2 separate regions of the Mus musculus genome follow, and region 2 is linked to region 1. A link is a loop called in an ENCODE intact Hi-C map of the cell type or tissue named here. Cell type or tissue: left cerebral cortex. All regions are shown on one strand. Each heading gives the region's core, and the rest is flanking DNA. Links, peaks and the distances in the headings are about the cores only. Region 1 has its middle 70 kb from the start of Gm39957. Region 2 holds the start of Gm24221 (a small nucleolar RNA gene).

What was found. Hi-C counts contacts between places; a loop is a spot of excess contacts. Peaks named below come from ENCODE experiments on the same cell type or tissue, not always from the same donor. Only the 100,000 strongest peaks of a DNase experiment are listed, where the experiment ranks them.
Region 2: a loop joins it to region 1, with 1.9 times the contacts of the local background. A loop is called at or near these places in 5 of 42 quality-filtered maps.

What each region holds. Positions count from the first base shown.
Region 1 is chr2:148,313,813-148,329,448 of GRCm38, reverse strand. No RefSeq gene overlaps it. Among named protein-coding and RNA genes, the nearest start is that of Gm39957, 70 kb to the left of the region's middle. In left cerebral cortex, for the core only: no CTCF peak of the experiment used is centred there; DNase peaks (open chromatin) are centred at 7,727 and 8,350; H3K27ac peaks cover 1,732 bases.
Region 2 is chr2:148,149,853-148,165,488 of GRCm38, reverse strand. Gm24221 (a small nucleolar RNA gene) reads right to left here and starts at 14,346; the gene lies at 14,027-14,346. In left cerebral cortex, for the core only: no CTCF peak of the experiment used is centred there; DNase peaks (open chromatin) are centred at 4,292, 4,574, 6,174 and 9,172; H3K27ac peaks cover 1,568 bases.

The sequences.
Region 1 (15,636 bases), core at 3,480-11,479:
TGTGTTCCTTGAACTGTCTGTCCCTTTGCCAGTGACTCTGGCTGTATTGTAAAGTTGTTCACATGTATCACAGCTGGCCTTCACTGATTCCAATCTCATTTCAGCAAATATCCCTATCTTATTATCTTTTCCTAATCTCTAAGGGTGACCATTTAACTTTTCCTGGCATCACTAACAAGTCTAACATCCATTTTCTGCATTTTATCCTCAGTCTGTTTCCTCCTTTTGTATTTCCCCGAGGAACTGTAACAAGTCCTTAGAAGTGGCTTCTGCTGAAAAGCATTTACTCCTTGCTTGGGGACTCAGGGCAACCAAAGCACGATTAAATTCTCCTGTCTCTGCCTTCATGTTTTGTCTGTCTCCTTTGCTTTGGCTTGGAGCCTGTTTGCCATGTCACTTGTTAATCATTTCATAAGTGCTTGTATAACATCTGATGATACCTAATTTGTCTTATCTCTGCTGAAGGCTAAAGGCACAAAAAATAGAGTAACTAAGATATCTAGCTGCCAGAGTTGTTTGTTTGTTTGTTTTGTTTTGTTTCTTTCTTTCTTTCTTTTTTTTTTTTTACAATGTCCTATTCTTGAAAAGGTGACTGTTTGTCCCCTTTCTACATATTGTACTAAACCTATAGTCACCTTGGGATCCAGGAACAGCATATCCTGGAGACATACCACTCTACAGTGAGATCACTTCTAAGCAGGAGCAGTTACCATGTCAGAGCCATATTGCTAACTCTACTTTCTTACTGAATCTTCCGATGTCTTACACATTCAGAAAGCTTTACCCCATCAATTCTCTGATCTCTTCCTGATGTGCCAAATTTTCTCCTTTATTCCAACCAGGAAAACCACATCATAATAGCCCCAGAAGCAGCAATAACAAAAGCTTCTGTAAGGAAAACTGCCAAGAACTTTGATATGGACCAAACCTTTTGGGATATCTTCTACAGAATACAAGTATCATCTAAACATATCTTCCTGTTTGTCTGGCTCTCCTGGGCTCTGAACCATTCATTGTCTTTGAGTTACTTAGCAACTAAGTTGTTGATAACTTAAAATACCAAGAAAGACATTTATCCATGGATACACAATTTCTGTCTTAAATAAGGACTTTGAAACTCCCTTCTCTGAACTCTGCAGAAAATGCCGGTTTGGTATTATTTATACATTTGTTCTAGAAACCCTGATTTACCAGCTTAAGTACTTTTGGTGTTTATTGGGGTTTGCCTCAGACTCTGATGGAATCTTACTAGTTCCTTCCCTAATTGAACAGCTGAATAAAACCTTTGATACATGTTCATTTTCGATTTCTTTAGTTATTTTAACTTTTAACATTCATTAACCCTTCATACACTTGTAAAGCTATGTTTCCCTGAAGGCATGGTCCCATTCGTCCATCTCTCCTTCCATGACACTCTGCTGAAACATTGTCTGTGGTTGCTGCCCATGCCCTTATGCGTTAAGTGTAATGCAGGGGAATCAAGAATCACTTTGCACATGCCAGAACCGCAGACAGAGTGCTTCTCACATGCTGAGACTGTGGGATGAAGCTTGGGCTAGTCTCACATGCTGTATCATTCTCATGATGACTGAATGGTTTTCTATAATCAACAATACCACAGAGTCTCTCTATTGGGTTTTATGATCCACCTCAGATGATTGCTGGGGTACAGAAATAGATTTAAAAATGTGAGGAATCCTTCAAACCATCTATATCCCTGGCAGACTAAGAATTCTTGCTGCATTCCATATGGTATTCTCTGGCATGGAAATAGTTTAAATTCTACTCAAATAACTGTAGAGAAGGGTTTCTGAGCTTGGATCCTACTGACCATTTGGTCAGTATGAATATTTATAACAGGAGGCTGGCTGTATAGTACAGGTTGCTCAGAAATGTCTCTCTCTGCTCTCTTTCAACTGGGTGCCAGTAGCCTCTTACTCTTTCCAGTTAAGATATCCAAAAATGTCTCCAGGCATTGTGAAATGCCCTTTGGAGGAGAAAAATCATCACAGTTGAGAACTACTGTCCTGTATCTCTACATACGACTAGTTACTGTTGACTATCCTCATTTGACTTTTGCATAGAGCCAAAGAAATTCATAGCAGTGGTCATTTCCTCCCTTGTGGGAATCTTCCTCCCACACATGCATCATTCAGAATGGAAGTATTCTCAAAGTTTTTGACTTGCTTGTTACATACTAAGTTTAATATGCTGAGCAAAAATAGAGACATAGTGGGTTCTACTCCCAAATTTCAGCAGGACAATAGCAGACTCTGAGTTTCTGCTCTTGTGGAATATCCCTGTGTATGTCCCTGAGGAGCCTCTGAGGGGCATTTTCAAGCCTTCTTTCTTGTGGTGTGTGGGGGGGGGGGAGGGTATGCGCACGCGTGCACGCGCATACCCGCACAAACATGTGGGTGTTGTTTTTAAATATACCAATTACTGTTAGATGCTCACTTGATTGCACTACTCAAAAAAATTCTTTTCCAGATTCAAGTCAGGCTGACAGGCTTACTACTTACATCTGGGTTTCTGCTGCAAGACCAAGTTCACTCAGGGCACCAGTCCTCTTCCTGAGGTCAGCTCTGTGCCATCCCGTTCTCCCTGAACTGACACAAAAAAACCCTGTCTTTTTCCTGATCCCAGTTAAAGTCTCTTTTATTTATTGAATTTCCTGTGGGTTAAGGGAAAACAACAGTCCTTGCAGTGGTGGGAATCGATTCACTGAAGATGTTTATAGCATTTCCAGCAGAGTCCCACTCTGGGGGGAAAGCAGTTTTCTCCCCTCAATCAAGTACAGATGTTCACACTGTGTGTGGTGGTGGCCTTTTCATGTGGTGATGATTTTCCTTCCTGCCTGGGTTATGAGCTCCTTAAAAATGAGGCGTCTCATATCCTTCAGTGGCCTCATCTATTCCCCACACTACCCCTAGGCAAATATTTATTGATTGGCCAGCAATTACACAGTTAAGTTCTGACATGAATCTGTATTTATTAAACAAGAGAGTTGAATAATGGCCTTGGGGTCACTGCAAGATTTATTGATCAGATATTTAATTTGCCTCATCACCCAACTCCATTGACCAAAAATATAGTGGGAAGAAGACAGAACTGTAGCTGCCCCCTGCCCTGAGTAAGAATAAGCTTTTGGCTGATGGCACTCCTTAATCATGGTTTTTAAAACTGAGATGTGGGTAGATTTCACAAAGTCCTTGTGGAATGGACTAAGAGAAGGCTGGGGTCAGCCATAGGCTATGTGGGGTTGTGGCTTCTTTCATTGATTGGGTCAGGGGGTAACCTTGGATGCAAGCAGCAGCACAGAAAAGACAGTCAGCAGCACACATTATTTCCTTGGCACATAGCTGCAGGGGAATTCTGCACCAGATGTCAGCGTGACTCCATTTGATCTAAATCTACCATGTAAATGTCACCGCCTGTCACTTGAGTTGCTGCTTCTCTATCCGGGAAGTGGGGACACAAGCTCTCTGCATTCGCATCCAGAGAGATACACAAGAGGAAACAGATGTAGAAAATAAGACAGTGTGGTATTGATGAGTACATTCTGGTTTTCCCAAGGGCAAGAAACTCATGTCTTTCCATCTCTATGTGCAAACCAAGACTTGTATCATTTTCTAATTATCTTTTAAATAAAATATAAAGTGGAGATTTGGCTTTGTAGTGGAACACTTAAAAGCAAGGTCCTGGGTGTGATTACCAGCATTGAGGGAGGAAAGTGACATTTTAAGAGAGAGAGAAAATGAATGTGATGCAAAGAGCTGACCTCAGGAGGATTGGTACCCTGAGTGAAGTTTCTCAGTAGAAACCCAGATGCTATGTAAGCCCTGACAGCCCAACTTGAATCTGGCGAAAAAAAGTTTTGGGTTGTGCAATCAAGATTTCTGGTTTCTAACCAGGATGTGACTAACACTAATATTCAGGGGAGAGGAGCACAAGTGTGTCCTATTATCCGTCTTGTGCAGGCAGTATAACTGAGGTAGGGATGTGAACTGAGAACACCGAGTACCTCAGAAGAGAGATGGCACACATCTGCAGAAATGCATAAGATATATTTCTCCTGATCTCACTCTTTATATGTTGTGAAAAGATTGGCAATTCACTAGCTCAGAGCCTATTTTAAAAGGTGCTCCCACTGATAACTACTCAGTCCAGTATTTCTCAACCTCCCTAAAGCTGTGACCCTTTAATGCAGTTCCTTGTGTTATATTGTTGCTACTTCATAACTGTAAATTTGCTACTGGTGTGAATAGTAATGCAAACATTTGATATGCAAGATGTCCTTGGTAACTCCTGTGGGGGTCGGGAATGGTTGAGAACAATTGACCTAGTGCCTATACACTCCTATTTTCACAATAGATTGTGTGCTTTAAAAACTGTAAGCCTGGATATTCAAGAGATCCATGAAAAAAATGTGCTTAACTTACCTGCATAAAAACAATACAGGTATGCTGTTGCCTGTCTGTAATTCCTGGACTTGGAAGGCTGAAGCAGAGAATTCTAAGTCTGAGGATAGCCTAGATACGTAAGTAACCTTTCCAACCTTACCCCTAAAAAACCATACAAAAGACCCCCAAGCAAAAAAGGAGTTTGAGTATTTGAGTTATAAAAGATCGCAAAGATGAATAAGATGTACAGCTGAGGTGGTTGTGGGAAAGTGGGTTCCCTCAGGGTTGTAGATAAAGTCAGTGACCTCTGTAACATGTGAAATGTGTTCATCCTTCTCCATCTGCACAAGTCATGGTTCTTTAGAGGATCGCACCCAGTAGAATACAGAGGTGAAAGAGGAGATAGGAGCTGGGGTCATAGAACCTATTGTGGCTGCCTGTAAGCTGAGGGGCAAGAGGAATAGGAAGCAGCTCAGGACCAAAGATAAATTCTCAGTCTGATACTGAAGGCCTGAAAGCCACCTGGAGAGCCACTTATGCAGGTTCATGTTCAAAGGCTGAAGAATCTGCAGTGTAGCATCCTCAGTAGTAAGACATGAATATGCGCAAGGCAGTGCATCCGGTGGACACACAGTTTTCTCATTTTTCCTCTTTTGCATTCCATCATGGCTCCTAGACTATCGAATGATGTCATATGTGTTCAGGATGAAACTTCTCCACTCAGTCTGATAACTTACATGCCAGTCATCTCTAGAGACACCCACAAGACACTCTCCCGAGTGTGCTTTACTAATTCTCTAACCATCCATACAGCTATCAACCAAAACCAACCACCACACAGTCCAGACCCTTCATCTCAGGAGTGGATTAGGAAGGCGTTGAGCTTTTCAGGCAAGCTGCTGCTCCTCTCAGCAAGAGGTAAAGCAGCTACCAATGGAGGAAGGCACTGGAACAATTGCTCTCACATGCCCACTGTAGTCACTGTGCCAGTCAGTTCTTTTGTCAGTTTGATACAATCTGGAGTCAAATCTGAGAAGAGGGACTCTCAGTTGAAAATTAAATACCTCCACCAGATTAGCCTGTAGCTAAGCCCGTGAGGTATCATGATAGATTTGGGAGGGCTCTGCCCACTGTGAGTGGTTGCATCTGTTGTTTGGTGGTCCTATAATGTACAAGAAAACAAACGGAGTAAACCAATAATCAGCATTTCTCTATGTTCTGTGCTTCATAGGTACCTGGAGCTCCCGCTCTGACTTCCCATCATGATGGGTTGTAAACTATATGTTGACATAAGCGCTGTCTTCCCCAAGTTGATTTTGGTCATGGTGTTTATCACAGGGATAGAAAGGAAACCGTGACAATTACTGTGATGCCCGCAAGAATGTACAGCCTTAGTACTGAGGAAAGATTTGGGGTTGAAAAAGTTGCCACAAGATAGGGTAAAATCATGTTTACTGGATGCCTTTTATGTAAAAGTCCATGTTTAGGTACATGTAGATCAATAAACTTACAGAGATCTTTAGAAAGCTATTTGTCTACCAACTAATAACAACAGTTCTCCCAGGACCAAGGAATTAAAAACAGCCTTTGTTGTCTTCTTTCTGACTTTGCTTTTCTAAATAAAATAGTGAAATACTATTACATTATTCCAAAAAGGAATTACATTTTATTCATTTGGAAAGCATAAATGTAACCAATAGTTGGTGGTATAAGTAGGCAGAGCTACTTACTGTCTGGTACAAGTTATTCCACAGTAAGTACATAGGATCAAAATGTAGCTCAATGGGAGAGTAATTGACTAGCATGAACAAGGCTCTGGGTTCAATTCCAAGCACTGCAGAAAAACAAAACAGAACACCATATACATGAAGTGCCATGGTAGCCAATGATCTCCAGATAAAGAAACCAGTAAGAGGAGAGAAAGACAGACAGACAGAGAGACAGAGACAGAGAGTGACAGACAGAAACAGACAGAAACACAGAGAAACAGAAAGAAACAGATGGAGTCAGAGAGAGAGAGAGAGAGAGAGAGAGAGAGAGAGAGAGAGAGAGAGAGATAGGACACAGAGAGACAGAGACAGAGACAGACAGAGAAAGAGACAAAGAGACTTAGATAATGGATGGATGCATGCATGGATGGATGGATGGACAGATGGATGGACAGACAGACAGATGAATAGACAGATATATGGATAGATGGACAGACAGACAGGTGAGAGTAGATTTGTTAAGAGAATTGGCCCACTTAGTTGTGGAGGCTGAGAAATCCTATAGTCTGTCTTCTAAAGAGCTGGAGGAGACTAGGAGCACTTTTAGTGTGGATCACTCCAAGTTCAAAGATTTCAGAACCCAAGAAACCAAAGATGTTACTCTTAGGCTGAGAACTTCAGAATGAGGGGTGGGCATAGGTACAAGTCCCCAGTCCCTAAGGGCACAGAATCTGTTTTAAAGTCTAAGGGTAAGAAGAAAATGGTGCCATGGCTCCAGGAAACAGACAGTGAATGAAGCTTTATCCTATCACCTAGTTCTTTATTAGTCTTCAGCCAACTGGATGGTGCCACCCTTGATGAAGGCAAATCCTTACCAACCAGTGTACCCCACACCTCACCTAGGACTTATCCTTTCAGATCTACCCAGAACCAACACCATCCCTGTTTGCCTAAATATCAACTAATCTAGTGAAACTGATACCGAATTTTACCCACCAGTCCATATTAATGGAAGATATAACAGACCTTTGAAGAGAGCATGTGGCTGTTATGAATTAAAGTTTTGTGCTCCATGAAGTTTTATATGGAAGCCCCAATCCATAACAGGGTGATAATTGAAGAGAGGCTTCTGGGGAGGTACTTTGGGTGCTAGCATTAGATAAGCTACAAAGTTGATAACTCTATCATGATAGCATCATAAAAACAAGGAAAGGACTAAGTACTTCCTCTCTGCCACATGGGAAGATAATGGGGGTGTTGAATGTTGTCATCCTGAAGAAAAGAATTCATCTCTTGACTGAAATGCATACAGTTTATGCAGAACTTTATTAAGCAAAGCAAACATCCCAAAGACAGATTGAGCAGTACAACTTTATGTGTGTAGAGTTCAAAGAAGAGCCTTGAGTTTCATTTATTTGCTGCCCATCTTGTTTGTCGATATGTATATCAGGCTAACTAGAGAATCTCCTTTCTCTGCCTTCCTTCTCTTTATAGGAGTGCTGGGAGTGCGGATATCTGTGTGACTCTGCCTGGATTTTACATAGGTTCTGAGAATCTAAATACTACTATCTATAGCTGGGACTTTCGTATCACAGCCAAACTCCCAGAAGAGGAGACACCATTGAGCTAGAAGGTTTGGGTTAGAGCAGAGGGAGAAAAAGATTCTGTGGTACTACCTACTTTCTTTCTTGCAGGAGAGAAGGGTTTAGAAACACTTTAAAGGGGAACACTTTGTGCTCCTTTCTCCAACTTGACCTTGATGCTCAAATTACTTGGCTGAGGCATCCAGACCCTCCACGAGAACCCATTTAATAATCTAATAAGATAATTGGATGCCTCATTTGAGATCAGAAAATGTCAACAAGGCTCAGCCAGCTCCTTTTTATTATAGAGCTTGAGTGGCTTTGCTACTTAGGCAAGAGCACAAGACACCAGAAACACTCATTTTGATTTTTGAAGTCAATGCCCTACTGAGAAATGCAGGCTGGACTAGAAACTTTCTTTTTCCAAAAATGTTCTTTCCTCTCATCATATGCATGCACATGGACTCCAGATTCCTCCAGACTCCTTCCTGATTGCTTTTTGAACATGGTTTCAATATAAGTAATTTATTGGCTATTTCTACTCTTTGCTTAAGTTATAAAATACCCTTCTGCTTTCATAGATTTCACATTGGCATCCACTCTAAGAGACCAGCTGGAAGAAACACAAGCCAGCATGATATGTTTTGCTTTCTCTCTTGAGAAGGAGGCAGGTAGAACAATGCATTTTAAAATGAAATCTGAAAGAGAAAGTTCCACAAGCTGTTAATGCTGCAGCCTCTTCTTCAGTGTGTTCTGTCTTTTCGAGCTGCTTATATGAAAAATATAAAACCCACATGAATCTACTTTACATAACTTATTCCAAAAGAATGCTGTTGCTATGTAGACTTGCTTTCTGGTGCAGGGGGACGTAAATTTGGAGGAAACCCACTTCACTTTTATCTATGTAGAAACTTACCCAATGTAGATAGCATATTAATGTTGGAATTAGTGAAATTTAATTTTTTTCACCCAGGCAATTTTATGTCGCTGGTATATAGAAACATTCTTTACTCTCATCAGTACTTCAAAATCATGGTCAGCCATGGTCAGGCTTTACTGCTGAAAACAAAACTTACTTGTGTCATTGAATATGAAAAAAATTGAGCTGGTATCCAACTAGAAGCTTTATCCTTACTGACTATCATTCATGGCTCTGGAAGGTACTATGCATGCTACCAGAGGAAAAAAGTAACCAATTTTATCCAGCTGTAAACCCTGTGACCTACAATCTTGTAAGATTTACTGGTAAAATACTGCCACAAATGTCAAAGGCTTAACCAATCACATTTTTAAAATACTGGGTTTAAGACATGTTCCATGAGATGGAACCCATCCAAAACAATTTTGAAGTGGCAAAGAACCTGAGGCTAGCTAGATCTGCTAAATGTTCATAACAATAAAATGATTCCTAGTGACATGGTGCTGTAACCATAGATCAGCAACTAATAATCACTCAGCAGAAACACTTCTGGAAGCTTATGGTGATTAATAAAGAGACACACAACTGGGCAATGTGCAGTGTGTGTCTCTCACTCCCATCAAAGTGTGAATATCTATGCGAAAGCAAAGGTGGGGAGATCATTAAGAGCCAGACGTGGCAGATGACTCCGAGGAAATAGTGTCTTCCAGACAAAACAGGACGGATGCACACATAAACTAAAAGAGATTATGCTTACAAGACTCGCACATGTTCAAACCAAACAAACTCCCAGCCCTGAGAGAGAAAGTGGATGAAAGACCCATCCCTAACCCAGAAGCTGTTTGTAATTGATATCTGCTAGAATAGGGGGGAAAAATCAGTTTTTTCAATTGAGTGCCACTGGGTCTATCAACCACACTCCAGGACAGGCCCTATGCCCAGAAGTAGTTGGCTGACACAAAATAGACTCCAAGTTGATGGTGTGTCTGTGTGTGATGTGTACATGCATGCATGTATACTTTACATTCTAGTATTTTTCTATTTTGTTTTCTTTTGTTGTTCTTCCTATTTTTTAAGAGAAAGAGAGAGAGGAAGAGGGAAGAGGAGAGGGAGAGGGAGGGGGAGAGGGAGGGAAAGGGGAAGAAGGAGGGGGAGAGTGAGGGGGAGGGAGAGGGAGAATGAAGTTGGGTGGGTAGGGAAGTGGAAGATTTGGGAGTAGTTGGGGGAAATATAATCAAAGATTTTATAATATAAATATTGTATAAAATGTTATACATATATGTGTAATCTGTTTGGAATTTGGCTATTTATTTGATTGTGGCTTCTGCCCGTATCTTGCTAATGGGAGGCAAAAGAAACTCAAGCAGTCTGCTATATTCTAGTGGTATAATATCAGTGGGCTTAATAGCACAGTGATATGATAGAATGCTCTCTCAGATTAATTATTAAAATCATACTTAGGGGAAAGTCACTATTAACATGACCACTGTCCAATTTGCCTCTTTTATGAAGTTTAGATCAACTCAATATGCAGTATATTTCCATGCACGTGGTCCTGAGAGCATAAAGGCCTTTGCTGGCAGACATGCTCTCTTATATTAGCAACAGTAACACAAGTAATGGAACTGTTTACCCTTTAGGAATTTCTATCACCAAAACCAGACAAGGAAGTTTCTCTGTGCAGTAAATGTATTTTATATGCAACTTAAAAATAAATGCAGTTTAAAAGTAGTTAAAAATTAAATAAAAATGTAATTTTTAAAAAATTATAAGCTTTAGATCAATCAAAAAAAAATCCCACTTTTCCACCTTTGTCTCATTTTTGTTTTGCTCTTTAGTTGTCCTCTCGTTTCTCCAGAATTTGCCTTTATTTCACCCCTGGCATGCAGGTTGTGATTTCTTTTAAATATTTTGGCCATGTTTGACTCGTGGCAATAAAATATCTGCAATTGCTCCAGTCCCGGTCTCTTTATATCACTCTAACAAGGAAGAAAGTCTTTTCTTCTAGAAACTTAAAAAAAAAATGGGCAAGTCTTACTGCTCTAGCAATAGAATGAAAGCCTGAAAAATTATTTAATACTGACCACATTTTTATTATAATTTTATTTTTTAATTAAAAAGACTTTTCTATATAATATATTTTGATCATTGTCTTCGAGTTTTATTGCTGTAAAGAGACACCATGACCATAGTAACTCTTTTTTAAAAAAATTTTTATTAGATATTTTCTTCATTTACATAGCAACTCTTATAAAGAAAAACATTTAATTGGTGCTGGCTTACAGTTTCAGAGGTTTAGTCCATTTTCATTATGGAGGGAAGCATGGCAGCTTGCAGGTAGACATGGTGCTAGAGAAGGACTTAAGAATTCTACATTTGGATTAGCAGGCAGCAGACAAAGACTGTGTGCCACACTGGGTGTAGCTTAAGCATCTGAGACTTCAAAGCCTGCCCTCACAGTGACTCCAACAAGGCCATACCTCCTAGTAGTGCTGTTTCCTGTGGACCAAGAATTCAGATCCATGAGTCTAGGCCGGGGCTATACCTATTCAAACCACCACAACCATCCATATTCTTTTATTCCCCCATTAGAAATATTGCTGATGTTAGAGTTTGGGTTAATTTTACATTAAAAAATGTATAAAATTGAAAAAGCAATTTCTCTGCCCACAAACAAACAAACAGAACATGAATAAAACAAGTTAGAAAAACCTCCAGAAACTGTTTACTAAGTAATTGTTTGTTAAGTAAAGATTAATTAAGCAATGAACATCTGATTTTGTTATTTCATTTTAAGGATGTGAATGTCTTTAATATGACACCCATTGACCTTGGGTCATAAATGTACAAAAATTATATGTACAAAAACTTCTGAAAATGTCCCTTGAATCAAATATGAATGACCATACTCATGTTGCCTGGAATAGCATCTTTTAATGTGAAATTGTACACACACTGTGGTCTTCAGATGCTACCTGATAACAATGTTTGCATCTAAGTTTGTGGAAGCTTGGAGTCTGTTAGTAGAGCCTGATGTTTTCTCTGATAGACTCAAGGATGTCAGGAGAGACAGATAAAGGCAAGGCAAGGATGGCTAGTAAAACTAAGGACAGCCTGAGAATTCAGCTCTGGATTTATAACATTCCAACTCTCTATGATCAGAGAGCTAACTAGTCAATAAAGGCCCTGTTGAATCTCTAGCACAGGAGTGGCTTCCTTTTGGAAGTGTGGAGTGTGATTGATATGCCTGAATTATTATTATTGCTATTTCTGAATGTAGGCTTTTGGGATTTATTAAAAATCTATTAGTGTAAATTATAAGTATGATTCTAATTTTCATTCTTAAATGATTCAATGTTGTGTATGATTATTTTTAACTTTTATTAATTTATCTATTGTGTGTGCACATATGCATGTATGGATGTGCACATGTGTAGTACACATGTGGCAGTCAGAGAACAACTTGTGGGCATCAGTCTTTTGCATCTATCATGTGGGCCTTGAAATTAAACTCAGAATACAGCGTTGATAGCAGATGTTAATTTACTGAACCATCTTTCCAGCCCCATTATGATTATTATATAAACTAATGAACATTAGCATAAATCATATACTATAAAATGTAACATTTAATCTTGTTTCTAACTATAGACAGTGTAATTTTTGACATATGATCCAATAATGCTTTTCTTAGCAGGAAAGTTGTGATTTGTCTCAGTTTTTCTCAACTTGCTACAACTTAGAGTCACCTGGGAAGAGGGAACTTCAATTTAGGAATTGCCTCCATCAGATTAGCCTGTGGATCTAATCATTGATATGGGAGGATCCAACCCACTGTGAGTACCACTCCTGACTAGCTGGTCCTAAGTTGTATAAGATAGCAAGCTAATCAATCCATGGAAAGCAAGCCATGAGTCATCATTTATGCACAATCTCTGCTTCAGTTTGGCCTTCCTGGGTAATGGGCTTCTATCCTGTAAGCCAAATAAATTCTTTCCTTCCCTGAGTTGTTCTTGCTCAGAGCTTTATTACAGCACAAGGAAAGGAATTTATAACAGTCCTAACAGGAATTGTGAACTCCTTAATGTAAAAGAGAGCCTCTGCTTTTTTATTATATTTTGAAGACACAGTCAGCATTCTCTGGTACAGATGTCCTGACCCATGCCTAATGGCATCCTTTCACATATTCACAGTGGGTGCCTTCTGTGTCGGAGGGGTGGGTTCCCCGCATGGAACATTTATTTGACTATCAGTATGGTGACATCCTCTGATATAAACAGCATGATTGGTAGCCAGAAGCTCCCTCTCACAAATAGCTTGCTCCGTGGTCCACTGTAACCTCTTAATGTAGACAGCAGGAGTTTCTCACAATGATGAAAGAGATTTCCTGTCAAGGAGAAATTTCTATTTCACAACCTAAGGAAGACTGGCCAGAAGGTAGAAAATAAAATTGAAGACTTGAAAAGAAAATGGAACAGCCTCTCCCTTTACATATATCCTCTGAAGCTATCCCCCACTCAGTACAGGGTTTCTGAATTCCAATTATAAAAGTCCTGCTCTTTCTCCTCTTTCCAGCACCCCTTCCTGGACTCCAGCCAATATCATTTTAGCCTGCTCACCCTGACACCCAAACATTCTCCTGTCTCTCTGAAGACTGCATGCAAGCCAATACAGCTGTTGTCAATGTTTATTGTAAGACAGCTTGGTCAATTTCTTTTCCTCCTTTCCCTTCCTTCCTTCCTTCCTTCCTTCCTTCCTTCCTTCCTTCCTTCCTTCCTTCCTTCCTTCCTTCCTTTCTCTCTCTCTCTCTTTCTTTCTCTCTCTCTCTTTCTCTCTCTCTCTCTTTCTCTCTCCCCTTTCTTTCTTTCTTTCTTTCTTTCTTTCTTTCTTTCTTTCTTTCTTTCTTCCTTTCTTTCTTTCTTTCTTCCTTTCTTTCTTTCCTCCCTCTCTCCCTCCTTCTTTCCCTTCTTCTTTCCTTTCTTTCATTATGTTCTTTTGTTCTTTCTTTCTTGTCAGGGTCTCATATAGCCCAAGCTGGTCTCAAACTCACTATGCAACCAAGGATGACCTTGAGCTCATGATCTTCATGCCTCTCTCTCTAAAGTTCTGGGACTGTACATACATCACCACCATGCCTCTCTCCTTCACCACTTCCTTGTCATCTATCTAACTTTAGAAAGCATGTCTGTCCCGTCCCAACCCACCTCGTTGTCCTTCCTTCCAGCCACTGTTGAGAAGTCAACCTTTGCCTACTCCATTGTGTTCTCTCTCTGACTTCAGTAATACTGTTTTTGAGTTCCCTTCTGAGCACACTTTTAAAATTCTTTTGTCAATGAGACAAGGAGGCTGTAAAAGGACTCCTCAAATGTGGTATGTCTGATCTGGTAAATGGATATTAACAACATTGGAGGGCATTGAAGATAGACCTCTCCCTCATAATCAACTGCTTGTAAAGCCAGGAATAGAAGTGGTAGAATGCTGATTACTAGTCAGAAGAATAAGATCTGAGTCAGGTCTTGAGTCATTGTTAGTCCTTACAATAGCCATTCAATTGCTGACTTTATGTTTGACCCAACATCATTGTGACTATCAGCTAGAATGATTTAATTATCTTAGAAATTATTTTTGAGATGAGATCTTACTATGTAGCCCTGGCTGGCCTGGAACTTGCTGTGTAGACCAGGATGGTCTCCATCTCACAGAGATCCATTTTCATCTTTACCTCCCAATTTCTGAGATTAAACTTTGGACCCTAATTCCTAGCTAAGCGCAGCCTTTGAGGGACATATTAGCATCATGAAACTGTAGCACTGAAATATATTTAGAGTGATCTGAACTCATATTTTCAGGCTCCTATAGTATTCATATTTGGCTTTAGAAGACACTATCTTTTATTCCCTTTAAGGTGACACCTTGCTTTTGCACTAACAGCTTTGACACTCAATGTGCATTACCAAGGACAATTGCTTTGACAAGAGGAGTCACCCAGATTGGTAGGAGATCCTAGCAGGGATTCTTTGTTTCCAGGTGTCCAGTGTCACATTCCCACATGGATGTTGGGGAATTCTCTCAGGGGCTACTACTATCCTTAGTTTTGTTGATGGCAACTAGTTTATTCTGAGCTGCTTTTTGCCCTTGACTTGGATATTTTGTTTTCAGAGGACCCAGTTTAAAGATCCCATTTTGATTGCTTTTCAGGGGACTTGGTTTTTAGTAGTGTTTGGCTTGTTTTTGTTTGTTTTCAAAGTGTTGGTTTACCTTGCTAGCATTTGCCCATTTTCTCTGCCACTCTCCCAATTCAGAATCTTCCTGATCTCCCTGCTTATGACAACCATGTCACTCTTGGTTTAGGTGATCTGTGAGTGCCTGACCATAGAGATGCTAATGATAAGACGTACCTGTTCGCTTACACCTAACAGGGTAGAGGTGTTAGGGAGAGCAACTCAGGTTGTGTCATAGCATCATAGAAAATCCTGAAATTATACTCTGCTTCTCCACTAGAAGGAATTTCAAGATCTTAAGTTTTCTTCTGGATTGACCTTCCATTGCTGATTCATGAATGATGTTTGCAAGTGGATCAAACTGATGCTGCTAATTCATGTGAAGTGAACTGCTACTATCCTTACAATGCAGATTGAATTTGCTCCAAAGAACTATTTCTAAACAGGTCTGGATCCTTGTTTGCCTTATTAACCTTTTCTTTCCACTACCTCTGGTGGGTGGTGGGCTAGAAGAGAGGTTAAAGTATTTAAGAACCCATATTAAAAGTAGGTTTTGAAAAATATAAAAAAGAAAGAAAGAGAGAGAGAGAGAGAGAAAGAAAGAAAGAAAGAAAGAAAGAAAGAAAGAAGAGTAAAGAAGGAAAGATAGAGAGGAAAGGAGGGAAGGAAGGAAGGAAAAGAGAGAGAGAGGAAGGAAGGAAGGAAGGAAGGAAAAGAGAGAGGGGGGGGGGAAGGAAGGAAGGAAGGAAGGAAGGAAGGAAGGAAGGAAGGAAGGAAGGAAGGAAGAAAGTGTAAAAGATA
Region 2 (15,636 bases), core at 4,216-12,215, 160 kb after region 1:
AATGAAAAATGAAGACACAACATACCCAAACTTATGGGACACAATGAAAGCATTACTAAGAGGGAAACTCATAGCTCTGAGTGCCTCCAAAAAAGAAACTAGAGAGAGCACACACTAGCAGCTTGACAGCACACCTAAAAGCTGTAGAACAAAAGGAAGCAAATTCACCCAAGAGGAGTAGACAGCAGGATATAATCAAACTCAGGGGTGAAATCAACCAAGTGGAAACAAGAAGAACTATTCAAAGAATCAACCAAACCAGGAGCTGGTTCTTTGAGAAAATCAACAAGATAGATTAACCCTTAGCCAGACTCACTAGAGGGCACAGGGACAACATCCTAATTAACAAAATCGAATTGAGAGTTCATCTTTGTAGATTTTACCTTTGATGAGTATTAAGTGCCCCTCCTTGTCTTTTTTGATAACTTTAAGTTTGAAGTCAATTTTATTCTATATTAGAATGGCTACTCCAGCTTATCTATTCGGACCATTTTCTTGGAAAATTGTTTTCCAGTCTTTCACTCTGAGGTAGTATCTGTCCTTTTCCCTGAGGTGGGTTTCCTGTAAGCAACAAAATGCTCGGTCCTGTTTGTGTAGCCAGTCTATTAGTCTATGTCTTTTTATTGGGGAATCGAGTCCATTGATGTTAAGAGAAATTAAATAAAAGTAATTGTTGCTTCCTGTTACATTTGTTGTTAAAGTTGGGATTCTGTTCTGCAGCTATCTTCTTTTAGGTTTGTTGAAGGATTACTTTCTTGCTTTTTCTAGGGTGTAGAGTCCGTCCTTGTGTTGGTATTTTCCCTTTATTATCCTTTGAAGAGATGATTCATAGAAAGATATTGTGTGAATTTGGTTTTATCGTGGAATACTTTGGTTTCTCCATCTATGGTAATTGAGAGTTTTGCTGGGTATAGTAGCCTGGGCTGGCATTTGTGTTCTCTTAGTGTCTGCATGACATCTGTCCAGGATCTTCTGGCTGTCATAGTCTCTGGTGAGAAGTCTGGTATAATTCTAATAGGCCTGCCTTTATATGTTACTTGACCTTTTCCCCTTACTGCTTTTAATATTCTATCTTTATTTAGTGCATTTGTTGTTCTGATTATCATGTGTTGGGAGGAATTTCTTTTCAGGTCAAGTCTATTTGGAGTTCTGTAGACTTCTTGTATGTGCCCATGTTCTCTATGGAATCTTCTGTACCTGAGATTCTCTCTTCCATCTCTTGTATTCTGTTGCTGATGCTCAAATCTATGGTTCCAGATTTCTTTCCTAGGGTTTCTATCTCCAGCATTGTCTCATTGTTTTATTTATTGTTTCTACTTCCCTTTTTAGGTCTTGTATGGTTTTGTTCAATTTTATCACCTGTTTGGTTGTGTTTTCCTGTATTTCTTTAAGGACTTCTACCTCTTTAGCAGTGTTCTTCTGTATTTCTTTAAGTGAGTTATTAAAGCCCTTCTTGATGTCCTCTACCAGCATCATGAGATATAATTTTAAATCTGAGTCTTGCTTTTCGGGTGAGTCAGGGTATCCAGGACTGGCTGAGGTGGGAGTGCTGGGTTCTGATGATGGTGAGTAGTCTTGGTTTCTGTTAGTAAGATTCTTACATTTGCCTTTTCCCATCTGGTAATCTCTAGAGTTAGTTTTTATAGTTGTCTCTGGTTGGAGCTTATTCCTCCTGTGATTCTGTTAGCCTCTGTCAGCTGATCTGGGAGTCTAGCTCTCTCCTGAATCTCAGTGGTCAGAGTGCTCTCTGCAGGCAAGCTCTCCTCTTGTAGGGAAGGTGCACAGATATCTGGCATTCAGACCTGCCTCCTGGCTGAAGATGAAGGCCCGAAACAGAGCCTGTCCTAGAAGATGTGTTGCCTCTGCAGTGTGCACGCTCACCTGCACAGACTGGTCTTTGAGGGACATGGGACAAAACATGGCTTTCTCACCTGCTCTGGTGGTCAGAGCCCTTCCAAGTGGACCCCTCTCCTCTGGCGGGGAAGGTGCCCGGATGTCTGGAATCAGAAATGGAGTCTGTCCCAGAAGCTGTGTCATTTCTGTAGTCTGACTCTCACTTGTGCAGACTAGTCTCTTCAAGGTCACTCTTAACTTTGTCCTGCATCATGATGTACCACCTTTCCTTGAGGCATGCCAAGTCTGCCTTGCTATCTCCCTTTGGAGTGTCCTGAGTTTCCATTCCAGGACTTGAGAGTACAAAGACAAGCAGGAGAAGGACCTAACTCCAGGACATCCAGATCCTAGTGTGTGACCCAACTCCTCTTAACTGTGTGAGTTTAAGAACACAATCTGCCATGGCTATACCCTGAGTGTCACAAAACAGATGTTAGGAGCTTCGATCGAAATAATAAATCCAGTATCACGTTAAAAATCAGTGTGATCCTTATGCATGATTTATTTTTTTAATGGACTACTAAAGAAAAAAAATGACTAAAAACCCTTTCCCCATTCTCACCCACTAAGGAGAGTTGGGACAATTCTGTGTTTTATGAAAATCACCCTCCTCCTTCTCTCAGTCCTCATTATTTTAATACTCAGAGTCAATTAATTGAGTATTTGGATCAGCATGTCCAACTGAGCCCAGAAATCAATAAGTTCTCTCACTCCACTGAACAGAAGGATCTGGCTCACCCTCAGCCTGTGGTAACAACTGCTTCTACATTTGATGGATTTCCTTTTTTTCTGTTTGTGTATTATAATCAACTCACATGGTGCAGGCATCTGGGCTCATGCAAATCATGAATTTCATTACATCAGTTTAATTCATACGGCAACCAATGAGACTTAACTAACCAAAGAAACTGTGCTATCCAGAGGTCTTTGTGCAAGCAAGGGCATTATGCCCTTCAGCAGAAAGCTAGATTGGAAGACAATGCTAGAGTCATCCCATGGTACCTTCTACATAAGGTGCTGGTTGACTTGTGGTCAGTGAGCTTAGCATCTCTCAGCCATGTAGACAGGGCTGCTCTCTGCTTCTCACTTGGCCTTCTCTGTCCATTCTGACAGAGAGGACAGAAGCCAAGGGAGGAGGAATTCTGAAGCAGCCAGAGTTCACCACAGCAGCTCCAGCCACAGCTAGAACCTGCTGGCTTTGGTGACCCGGGTTGCCCCAGTTCCCGAGCTCCAACATCTTAGCCCATAACCCCTAAGATTTGTCAGTGGGTGGAATTATTCTCTTCTTAGGTTTCCTGTCTTGGCACTCACTCCAAGACTGAACTAAATTTGTTTGGTGGCTCCAAGAAGACTTGGAAGATGTTCTGCATAATTTCTCAAGCTGGAAATTAGACTACCAGCACATAGAGAAATCAGTTTCTAACGGCTCAGAAAGTTCTTCCCTGCTGGCTAGCTTTTGTAGCACCAGAAGGTGCTATGCAGGCAGACTCCTGAGGAAGAAAAGAAATCACTGTTATTACCCAAGGCTGGAGCCTGCATCCTCCATCACTAACTTGCCTTTGGTGCAATAGTGGTATGACTATTGTGCTGTAGTCAAATACTTTCTAATTAGACTTGAGGCCCCTCTTCTTTGAGGGGAAGGTTCCCAGGGTCGGGATAATGACTTCTTTGTGACAATGCCAGTGGCATTTAGAGTGCTTAACTGGAAGCTAGTGGAAGTTGAAGACCCTGTAACATTAGCAAATGCAGCTAAAACCTGTTAGCATGCAGACTTCTGTTTATCTAAGTTACCCAAGGGCTCCAGATCTCCTGGAGAATCTGATCTTAGAGACAGGAGGAATGGCTCTCAACACCTGCCAGTGACTTATCCACTGCCTATGATGCATTCATTGTTTTCCTGTAGGCAATCATGCATTTGGTTGGATTCCTGCTCTTAACTCAGAAACCCCAGCACTTCCTTTTTGTGATCTTCTGAACATGAGACTTCTACTCTGACACCCATTGCTTTCTCTTGCCTTAGCCTGCCTGTCACATTCAGGGATTCCTGGATCAAACAGCTGTGGATCAAAACATTCATTTAAAAAAATTTCAAAAGCAAACCTTGACTTTGAAGTTCCTCACATGCTAAATGGATAGAGTGACATTAAACAACATCCTGCAGTGATCGCCATCACTTCACAGATTCCCCAGTGTGTTATTTGAATGAGATAACTCCCATAGACTGGGAATTTAAATTCTGGCCCAAAGATTTGGGTATCTGATGAGGTCCTGAAGCCAGCCCCTCAGAAATACAGGCGGAAGACTGTATTTCTGTCCCTTTCATAAGCCTGAAGTAGAGTATGTCTGAGCTGCTCTCTTTTACAATTCCCCAATTGCAGCATTCATGCTTAGAAGCCCTCCCACAGCTCTGCATGCCTTCCAGATTCACTTCACAGCAGCCTGGTGCGTGACATTCTAGAGATTTAAATGCGTACACACGCGCGCGCGCGCGCGCGCACACACACACACACACACACACACACACACACACATACACACACACACACACACACCAGAGATAGATAGCATCCTTACCTTCCCTGTGACTACCTGATCATCTTGCCTCACTTCTGCATTAACTTCCTAGAACTTCCTGGCTAGTCCTCCAAATGCACTTCACACCTAAATCCTTGTATCAGAACCTATAGCCACAGGACTCACACTAAGACAGCTGTCCTAAATGCTTAGCAAAAAAAAAGCCTCTACCACATTGTGAGATTGTCAGAGCATCTGCTCTTGCTCATGGATGATATCATGCTGATATGCTACCTGGGAATTGAAAGCAGAAGCTACTGCAGGTGTATAAAAGAGAGGTAGAGAACAGGGCACCAGAGACATTACTGGAAAAGTACATCCTAAAAGCCTTCATCCTATGAGTACATAGATTCTAACGTTCAGGACAAGGTTGGAGGCAGTGGAATGTTCTAAATAGAGAGATGAGGCTCATCTTGTATCTCAGAAAGAATCTTTTGTGTATGTGCCTGTGGATGACCTGAAAGCTGAGCAACGTTTTGTATCCTGTATCTGACAACAATCTAAGTGGATAATGCCAATGGAAGTATGAAAGTAAGGATGCATAAATGCAAAGGAGACAAGGGACTTCTGGGATGTTTAGGAGTTAAGACAGAAGGTTGATGGGCACTAATCATTGTAAAGAGCAGAAAAAAAAGACTGACCTCTTCCCCAGGTTTATGACATGGCTTGTACCTAATGTGCATGCAGCAAGTTCAGTAACTGTGTCTCTCTCTTACATACTGCCTGCTCAGTAGCTTGGAATCTACCTGTTCTCAGAGCTCCAGAGCAGCAAGATGGTGTGAGAAGGTGAAGGAGGCTAAGACAAAAGCAGCAGCTGCTCTGTGGGTGAGTAGAGAAAGTCTGGACTCAGGATGGCCTTTGAGGACAGGAAGGACCAGGAGGAAGAGAGGTTCATTTTTGTATGTCTTGTTCTTTTGTCTTGGAGACATTGCTCTGTGAGACATAGACATGATCTCGTTCACCTCTATGGGCTGGGTTAGCTGATCTTTTCAGGGAGACACAGGGAAGGCAAATGATGATGTAATCTGTGTCCCTGTGTCTGTCTATATCGAGAGGCAGTGGATAAAGCAGAACTTCGGGGGGTCCGAATGGGTTGGACATGGGCAATGGCAGACACCGTGATTCTTCCATAGTGAGGAGCCTAGGAAAAGCCAATGGCTTTGGGAGGTAACACAATAGGTGAGGTGGCTGAAAGAAGAGCTAAATGAAAATCTCTTCTCCATAAGCTTCTACTGCATGGGAAAGGTGCCTTTTTGAGTCATCCACATGCAGTATAAAGATGAGGATCTGTGGCGTGTGGCAAGCAGTGACTTGTGCAGCATTGAAGCATTCAGTCTAAGTGAGAATACATGATTGGAACCAAGAAAGAATACTCAGCAAGATGCTGCCACCCAGGAAAGAAGACACAGGGTGGTTGGCCTTGGGTCTGTGGGGCCAGAAGGATCAAGGAGTCGGAGGAGTGAGGAGATTCACACAGTGGCTTGGCGTGTTCAGGAGCACACATCAGCACCCCACATCCGGAGGGTAATGTGGGGCAATCAAATTAAAGTATTCTGGCAGTCGCAAAAACCTTTAAAACTATTACAATGGGAGCCACAGCTGCTGCAGTTCAAGGCCTTGCTCCCTTGGCTTCATCCCACTCTTCTTGCTAGTTTAATAATGAAGCCACAAGTGACCTTGAGACAGAAAAATCCCTCATTCTTTCAGTACAGCTGAGAACACAGCTGGGCGCTCCAGATTTAGTGTCTGGGATGATGTCGGGGCTTTATTTTTAAGCCCTCATCTCTCAGACATGCAACCAAAAACAACAAAGGAGGGAAAATTCCTGGAATAACCCCATGAAACACTATCTAAACGCCACCTCTCTTTAAAACTTTCTCCATAAACAAGGCTGTCTGTCTCTGAAGCCTGACTTTTATCATCCTCTGAGGCATCAAAGCACGAAGGCTTGCCAGGGTCCAGACAAAATTCTTTACCTTTGACACATTTGTACAAAGGTTTCTAACCTGTGGAGAGGTCTGCCATGGCACTGGAGGGGAGGTGCTGAAAGAAGAGAAAGTTCAGGGGAGTGTGGCATTCTTCCTCGGAAAGGGGTGCTTGGAAGCTTCATGCTGCTTAGTAGCCCCTGGGGTTTGGGGTTTGGGGATTATGGGTGGTGAAGTTCATGTCCCCATATTATGTCTCTATTTTTTGTTTGTTTGTTCTCTTGCTTGTTTGAGACAAGGTTTCACAGTGGCCTTAAACTTATGATCCTCCTGTCTCAGCCTCCTGAGTACTGGAATTACATGCCTGAAGCATTGTTAGACTTGATACCATACCATGCCTTCTTTGTTTTAATTCTTTCATATTTTCATATATGCACATATACACATGTACAAGGTACTTTGACCATGTCTTGCCACTATCATATCTCAGTCCCCTTCTCACTCCCACTGAACCTCTTCACCCCAACAAATGACTTTCTCACATGTTGTGTGTGTGAGAGAGAGAGAGAGAGAGAGACAGACAGACAGACAGACAGACAGACAGACAGACAGACAGAAAGTCTGTGTCTGTGTCTGTATACATATGCATGCACGTGATCGCTTTAATTAAGGTTACTTGCATGAGTCAGGATTATTCACTTAAGCAGGGAAAGTTACTAGAGGCTACACCACCGAGGAATGACTCCCTAGCAACCATTAACTGCCTAATAACGTCTCAAGAGAGAGGGGAGCCTTCATGAAGCCCCCATGTGTGATGGATTATTGATTTGGCCCTGTCTTTTGCAGGGATTGCATAGGTAACTATGGCTGCTGCTGCTGTGAGTCCATGTGTTTAACAGCAATATCCTGACCAGATAGCATCTCACTGCACGCCTCCCCATCCTCCTACTCTTACATTCTTCCCAAGCGCTCTTCCCTCAAGTACCCTGAGCCTTAGAAGGAACAATACAAATAACTGGCTTTTGAGCACTCAAGTCATTTATTCTTATCACTTTAGCAAGTCATCGGCCTCTACACTTATCACAGCCCATGCTAAAAGAAGCATCTCTGATCAAGTCTGAGAGCATCTCTAAGCCATAAATCAAAGCATAAATATTCAGGAGGCATTTGACAGCACGTCAGCTTTAGTAAAACATCTATGTTAGGTTCTCTCCTAGGGCCCAAGACATTCCCATCATGGGCCTTGTGAAACAGCTGTGGACCCTGTGTGCTCCACTGGCCTGCCAGCAAGATGTACCCATAAGCACCAGTGGCATGACCATTGCAGGGGTAACTTAGCAGTTTCTAATTGTATGTGAGTCCTACCCACTAGAGGAAAGTCGATACCACGTCTTATATGTTCACCCTGCTGGGAGACAGGCAATGGCACTGTTCTCCCTATTTCAGGCTCAGCATCAAATGGCTGTTTCATACAGAACAATGGCTTACACTTCAGAGTAGCGTTTCAGCCAAGTCTTTCACAGTCCAGCTGATTGCTTCTTTTATATACCAAGGGTCCTAGCTGATTCCAACTGTCTACTAAGATTTTGGGATTTTAAGCATCTCTAGTGCAGTGGCACCCCACTACGGTAATTCACAAAAGACTTTTAGAAGCCTCATAGAAGAACATCCTGGGAAAGCAAGTGTCTGAGGTTATCATAGTTGCCTGTCTCTGCTCTTCTCCAGCTGGCTGTATCAGCGCAAAAACACTGGAAGAGCAAGGCTTGAGGAGACACACAGCCCTCAGTAATAAGAAGAAAAGAGCTATGGTTAGTCAGGCAAGCCTCTTTAAAAGAGTCTGGTCTCACTTTGCAAAGGCCTCAGCAGCACAGGATGATGTCATAAGCTGAAATGGACATGGGAATGTTCACCACATAGGTGATGCCGCAGTGATGCCCTGGATCCAGGCGAAGCGGCTCTATCAATTGAAGACAGGCTATGAGATAAGCATCAGTCCGAAGTGAGTCAGAGGAGTATGACAGAGCTTGAATATCCTTTATCCAGAAGTTTCTCTGAATTGAAATTTTTTCTCATATTGTGAAATACTCACACATATGTAATGAAATATACTGAGGGTGGAACTCTTGTCCAAACACAAAATTCATTTCTTTTTCCTATGTATTTATATACATAGGCTGAAGGTAGTTTTATGCAATACAATGCAACGATATTTTAATGGAGCCTTTGACACTTGAAGGTGAGAACTTTTCAAATTGTGTCACCATGTCCATTCTCAAAGAGTTTTAAACATTAGCGCATCTTGCAGTTCAGATTTTCACATGCAACATGTTCATTCTGTGTGGAACATTCTGAACGCATGAAAAAAGAAGGTTGAAAAGTTGTGTTTCTAGACCCGGACCACAGCCACCCATCTAACAACTTTGAGGTATCGTGGCCTCAGGCTGGGATATCTGTATTGTTCACTATGTATTAGCTGTCTAATTTGGGAGAAAACACTGCCCTGAAATTTAGAACATAAAACAGACAAACATTTACTATCATGCTCAGTTTCTGAGGGTAAAAAATTTGAACATGACTCAGCTGGTCACTGGCTTGAGGACTCTCATGGAGATCTAGGAAGGATGCAGTTGCTGGGCTTCTGGAAGTGGTCTAAAGTTGACTCTTACCTGTAGGCTATGTGGACTTCTCCAGAGGAATACCAGACAGTCTTCCAACAAGGCAGCAGGCTTCCCCTCCTGGGAACGGTCCAAGACTATGTCAATACGAAACACAGCTCTCAGCTCAAAAGGAATAAGAATTTGTTCTGGAGCCAAATGACAGTAATCAGAGCCAAAGAACAGATTCAGGTTGTCCTTACATGCCACATTCTAATGTGGAAATGGATTCATGAAGTTTTTGCAGTTATAGGACAAGATAAATTCATAAATCACAGCATTTTTTCAAATACATTGGAGCTAAAGACAATCCAAGATAAATTGGCTATAGACCTGCAGCATTCCTACTTAACACAAGTCAGAAGTCTTAATCGGTCAAGCAGCATTGTGGAATATTTAGCATAGGTAAAACATTTCTTTCTTTCTTTCTTGGAACATCAGCCTATACAAGGGACAGAGTAAATCAGAAAGCAGCATCTTTTTCTGACCTAGCTTTAGAAATGACACCGCCATATAGGCCTCATTTTGTGTCCAGCCAGTCACTGAGTTCAGTCCACACTCAGGAAGGAAGAATCAAGTTCAGTCTCTTTCAAGAAATCTGTAGATGTGCTTGGAAGTCATCATCATGTCACCTCAAAGTCCTTTGTCATCTGTGTGGGTAGCTTTGAAATTTAAAATTGTCATAAGGATTCTAAAGAATAGCAGGAGATAGGTCCTTATGAGAACTAGAACTTTTAAGACCCCTGTCAGGAACAGTTTTCTCCATACTGTGTCAGCCGAATTAAAGGTAAGAAACTTACAAAGAAGTTTCCAGAAAGATTCCACCATGCCATGATCAATACCTGCTTCTAGCAGAAACACTACAGCCCGCATGTTTTAGCTCCACAAAGAATCCTCAGATGTCCTTGTCACTCAAAGTTTTAGCCCATGACTTATTCCAAGAGTCAGTGTCTGTTTATCCAGAATGGCTAAGAAGTCTCAGCAAAGAGCTGGGGCAATGATCCAGTCCATAGCATGCTTGCTAGACTCTATCTTTATATTCTACTTTATGTTTTGAGATAGAGTCTCACATTAGCCTTGAAGCTCACTGATTCAGCTAGCCTGGCTGGTTGATGAACCCTGGGGATTTCCATCTCTATCTCCCCAGTGCACGGTTAACAGGCATGTGTCACCACACTTAGATTTTTACATGGGGGCTGTGGGTCTGAACTCAGGTCCTCGTACTCCCACTGAACTCTCTTATACTACAATGTCCATGATACTTTTCATGTGGGAGTAATTGTAGCTTTGGAGATGAGGGTAGAGCTGACATATCAGTGACAGATACATGTAGACACATCAGAAAACTCCAGTGCAGTTCCCACCATCACTTCCCACACAAGTGACCAGCACATATCCTTGGCCCTCTCTTCATAAATCAGAGCAGGAGGCCCAGATGGTACGGTATCCATATCATTTTCACTGACCGCGGTGTCCTTGAAGAGGTTGAGGTAGGGGAAACATTTGAGAAGTGTTCTTCTTCTATTTCTGTTAGTGTCCTGTAAGATAAAACACGATGCCCAGTCTCTGAGCATCACTTCAGTAGGCATCAAGCACAGTGGAAGTGGGGAAACAATAGCAAAGAAATTGAGGAACTGAGGCTGATTCAAGACATCAGATTTCCTGAGGTGGTTTGCACAAAGTAACAGGATACAAAAGCTCTGTTTGTTGGCTATTGTTTGAATGACTGTCACCACTTCCCCAAAAGACCCATATGATAAAGACATGGTCCCCAGTCTGTCATTTATTCACTAACCACTTTGCTTTCTGGGATGGAGTCCCTTAGTAAACCTACAGCACACTGATTCAGCTAAGCCAATGGTTCTCAACCTTCCTAATGCTGTGAACCCCTCAACACAGGTCTATATGTTGTGTTGACTTCCAACCATAAACATATCTTCGTCGCTATTTTATAACTGTAATTTTGATAATGTTATAAACCATAATATCTGATATGCAGGATATCTGATATGTTACTTATACAAAGGGGTCATGACCCACAGGTTGAGAACCACTGAGCTGGAGGAAGCCTAGCTTTACTGTACTGACTTCTTACAATCCCAGAGCAATGGGGCCATCCAATCTGGTGCTGAGAAGTCCTGGGAGCCAAAATAAACCTTTCTTCTTTCAAGCTGATTATTTACGGTATTTTGTCACAGTCACAGAAAGCTGACTACCACACCATTTCAATCGGCACTTCAGTGCTGGCAAGAATGCAGGCTAATGTTTGGCACCTGTGAAACATAAGTGAGGCTTTCAGCATTCCTGTTCTATAGACACTTTCATAAAAGTTTTATTTGTTCCCTGTGATGTTCAACGTAATACACACATCAAGTAAGCCATGGCGTCTGGCCAGGGAACACATTCCTTCTTTAGAAGACAACCCATGTGCCTGTCCAGAATTGCAAATGCCTTTCCAGGGAGAAAAGGGTGATGGGATGCCAAGGAGAAACCCCTGGACTTTGGAGCAATGGCTGCCATGTCCCATACTAAGAAGCTATCTTGACATCTGGGCACTGAGATCACTTATCTCTTTAGACTGATCATTATCGGTCTACATTTCTAAACCACTCTAGTTTTAGGAGAAAATAGAAACTGCCCATTCATATGTACAAAAGCAATGCTATCATTAAAAACTAGCTTTTCCCTCTCTGGATCAACAAGCTCAAGTGTGGGAATGGCATTAAGGCTTGGTCCTCTGCAAATAGTGGAGTCTGCTTTGAGTACTAAGGAGCCTGTAGCCACTTTTAGCACCCTACCTGATCTTCATTGGAAGTCAGGCTTCTCATGAATTTGACATTTTCTCAGCTATTTTGAAATACATAATTTTGTTATGGTTTAAATATGAGATATCCCCTATAGACCCGCCTGTTAGGTGCTTGTCCCCTAGCTTGAGGGGCTGACTTAAGAGGTTTTGGAAACTTTTAAGAGGAAGAAACTTAATGGAGGAAGTGGGTCATTGTGGACAGATCCTTGGAGCCTAAATCGTGGTCCTGCCTTGCTGTTCTTCTGTGTGTCTTTCTCAGCTTTCTGTCTACCTGATATGAAAAAAAGTCTCACTTCATGGTCCTACCTCAAGATGTTCTATCCAACATCATGGAACCAAGTGATCATAGACTGAATTTTGATACCATCGTCAAAAAAGAACATATTCTTCTATTAGATTGTGGTTCTTGAGTATTTTTGTAACAATCATGCAAAAGTCATAAATACAAATGCACTATAATTAATTATAATAACTCTGCTGTATGACAGATCTCAGAAATCCTTGTTTAACTGACATGTCAAACCCATTGATGCTCATCTCCCCATCCTCCTCACCATCCCTGGTTCCCACTCACTCTATGAATTTGACTATTTTAGATTCCATACAAATGAGATGCACAGTCTGACTTCCATATCTGGCTTATTTCATTTAGCATCATTCTTCCACTTTGCCACTGATAAATGATGTCATTTTGCTAATTTTTGAAGTTCTAATTTATTTACAATATCTTTCCCTTCCCTATCTTCCCTCCAAATCCTCTCATACATCCCTCCCTTCTCTTCTTCAAATTCATGGCCTCTTTTTCATCAATTATTCTCATATATACATATATGTGAATGACATGTATACATACACACACACACACACACACACACACACATATATATATATATATATATATATATATATATATATTTGTATATATACATATATTCCTAAATACAACCTGCACAGCCCATATGATGTTACTTGCATGTATGTTTTCAGGGCTGACTGCTTGGCACTGCACAGCCAATTGGTGTACTCTCCCTTGGAGAAAATCATTTTTTGCTCCCAGATTTTCTGATTTACCTATAATTCTTTCTTCAGAGTTGAGACTTTATGGGTTTTTCTCTGCCCAACTTGGCATGCTCATTCGCATCTACTATGTGATTTTTCATAAAGCTAAAAAGCATTTCACATAAATGTGTTCACACACATGCACACACAGAAAGCTGCAGCACTAACGCTCTTGCTTTATGGAAAATTTAGGGTACCACAGTAACATGATGAAGATACTGTTGTTGCTTTGTTTCCCTGGGAAAGTTGGGAAAGCCATTCCGTTGTGTCTTTATTTATTCTTTCAGAAATATTTATTGAGCACTCATGGAATACTAGACAGAATGTCCAGCACTATCAATAAAAATAATGAAAAAGGCCAACAATAGAGCAGAAAGTGTGTTTCTGCGTTTAAATATGTGTGTATTTATGTAAATGTGGGAGGTGCACACATGTTATCTGCTGAGCAGAATCCCAGAACAAGCTGGAAGTTGACACCCACAAAGCCTGGTGGCCTCAGTGCAGCCAGGTCTTCCTCGTTTTCTCAGAGCATTCTGCAGGGAGTGAGTCCCTCTGGGACCTCATCTCATGACACTCCGGAAGATACAATCATCATCCTCCCTGCTAAGTGTCAGCATCGTCAAACAAGAGCTGCAGGAACTTTCACTGATGACCAAGTCTGTGAGGGCGACAATGAAACTAAACAAACTGTTCCCACTAGAAATGCAAATCTCCCAGATTCTGCCTCTCAGAGTCCATTCAATTCAAAGGAAAAAGATCTCACAACTGGATGTAGGCAGCTGTAGACCAGCTAAACTTACAGAACTTATAGGGCAGAAATGGCCTTAGAGTAAAATGGCTTGCTTCCCATTGAGGGTGATTTGGGGAATGAGTTTTTCTTCAAGAACAGCAGATGGATGGGACACAGAAAACAAAGGTCTGTCAGCCACATATACAGAGAGCAGAGAGGCAAGCTGTTTAAATGGACCAGTGCTTTTGCCTCCAGATGTGGCAAGCTTTGCCTCAAAGGCTACAATTTGATTGTGTGCAGATTTGAGTCTAACAGTTCCAGACCTATTGTTTTATATGTTAACTGAAAAACTTAATCCAAATGTGTGCAATCTATTTTTTCTTGCAGCCATGAGACCAAATATGCACACTTCATCTGTCAGTGGCTATGACACAGCCAAGTCCTTTGAGACCAGTGACCCTGGTAACTTGAGTATGGCCTGTTTCGACTTCCATTCCAATTTACAACTTCTCCATGGCAACTGAGGAATCACCTCAATTGAGTGAGATGGTTCCTAGTAGGAAAATGTTTGCTGGTCTGCACATAACTTGCAGTAGATGCACATAGCTCTGTCCCTACCAAGATTTACAGACCTGGTAAGGTAATTCTCTTATTTGGCTTGTAATACAAATTTTGTAAAACACTAATTTTGATTCTGCTTTTAGTTTTTCCCAAAATGGAAATGTCTAAGCTAAGTTTATTTTTGGTTATAAAACTAATACATGCATACATTGTTCCTGTCAAAGTCTGAACACTTGATGGAGCTAAATTCTCTACTGAAAACAAACCCAGTTCCTGCTGTCTCCTCAATCAGGAAAAATATTCCTTTCCAAACTTTTGCTACATTCTCATTCCAAACACTTGATACATGCTAAACCCACAAACTCACCTGGACCCGTTCCTTTGCTTTTGTCTATATGTGAAAATTGAGTTTCCACCTAACGTTTGCAGCATCAAATTAAAGGTCTTTACAAAGAGCTGAGGTGTCTGCTATGGTTTTAGTGCTTATTGCATCCCAAACCCATGTTGAACTTTAGTTTCTTTGTCTGAGTACTAAGAAATGAGACCTTAAGAGGTGACTCAGACATCAAATCTGTGCTCCCGTGAATGAAATTGGTACCATCTTTGCCTCTTTGTCCTTTGCCCTCTACCATGTGAAGATGAAAGATCTGTCACTTGGGGGGTGGGGGCGAGGCATTCAACATTCCAGACAGAAGTGGAATTAATAAATCAGCTAGCGCCTAATGTGATGCCCTATTGGGTATCATCCCTCTCACAAGATGGTCCTGCCTTCAGAGACCTCTGTCTTGAGCCTCCAGAGAGGAGCGCTGCTTCTGGCCCATGGGAGTGTCTTGTAAGGGTTTGTAGAAAAATAAGGAAAAGCTAAGTAAGCAATGATTAGACTAATCTAGGCAAAGGAAAAACTTTAACATAGTTTCCCTACATACTTCTTTGACTAGAAAAATATAAGGTAGAATAAAGTCTGTAAATACACCCCAAACAGCATAAAGTAAAATTTATCTGGCCCAGTAGGCCATAAGATGCTTTAGTGAATTATGTGAATGGATATTTCTAAAATCTACTTCATGAAAGTTCAAGTGTCTTGTGGTCTTTAGGCATAATTGCTTATCCTCTGTCAACATGAAGCTCACAACATTCAGTGCTTTCAACAGGCCAGCAACTCACTCTAGGCATCCCTAGACAAACCTTGCCTCTTCACTTGAGAGATGATCACTGGTCTAAGGAAGCAGAAAATATGGCCGCAATGAGCTCTTGGAACTGAGTGCTGTATATTCCAGGAGTGAAGCATCCCTGGCAAAGAAAATCCTGCATGCAGAAGGACCTGGCTCATGTCCACCTGTTACACAACCTGGAAAGATGAACAGCATCACATGTTTACAGAGCTCCTTCCCTAAGCCAAGCATGAACGTATATGGCTGAGACTCATTCTGCAGC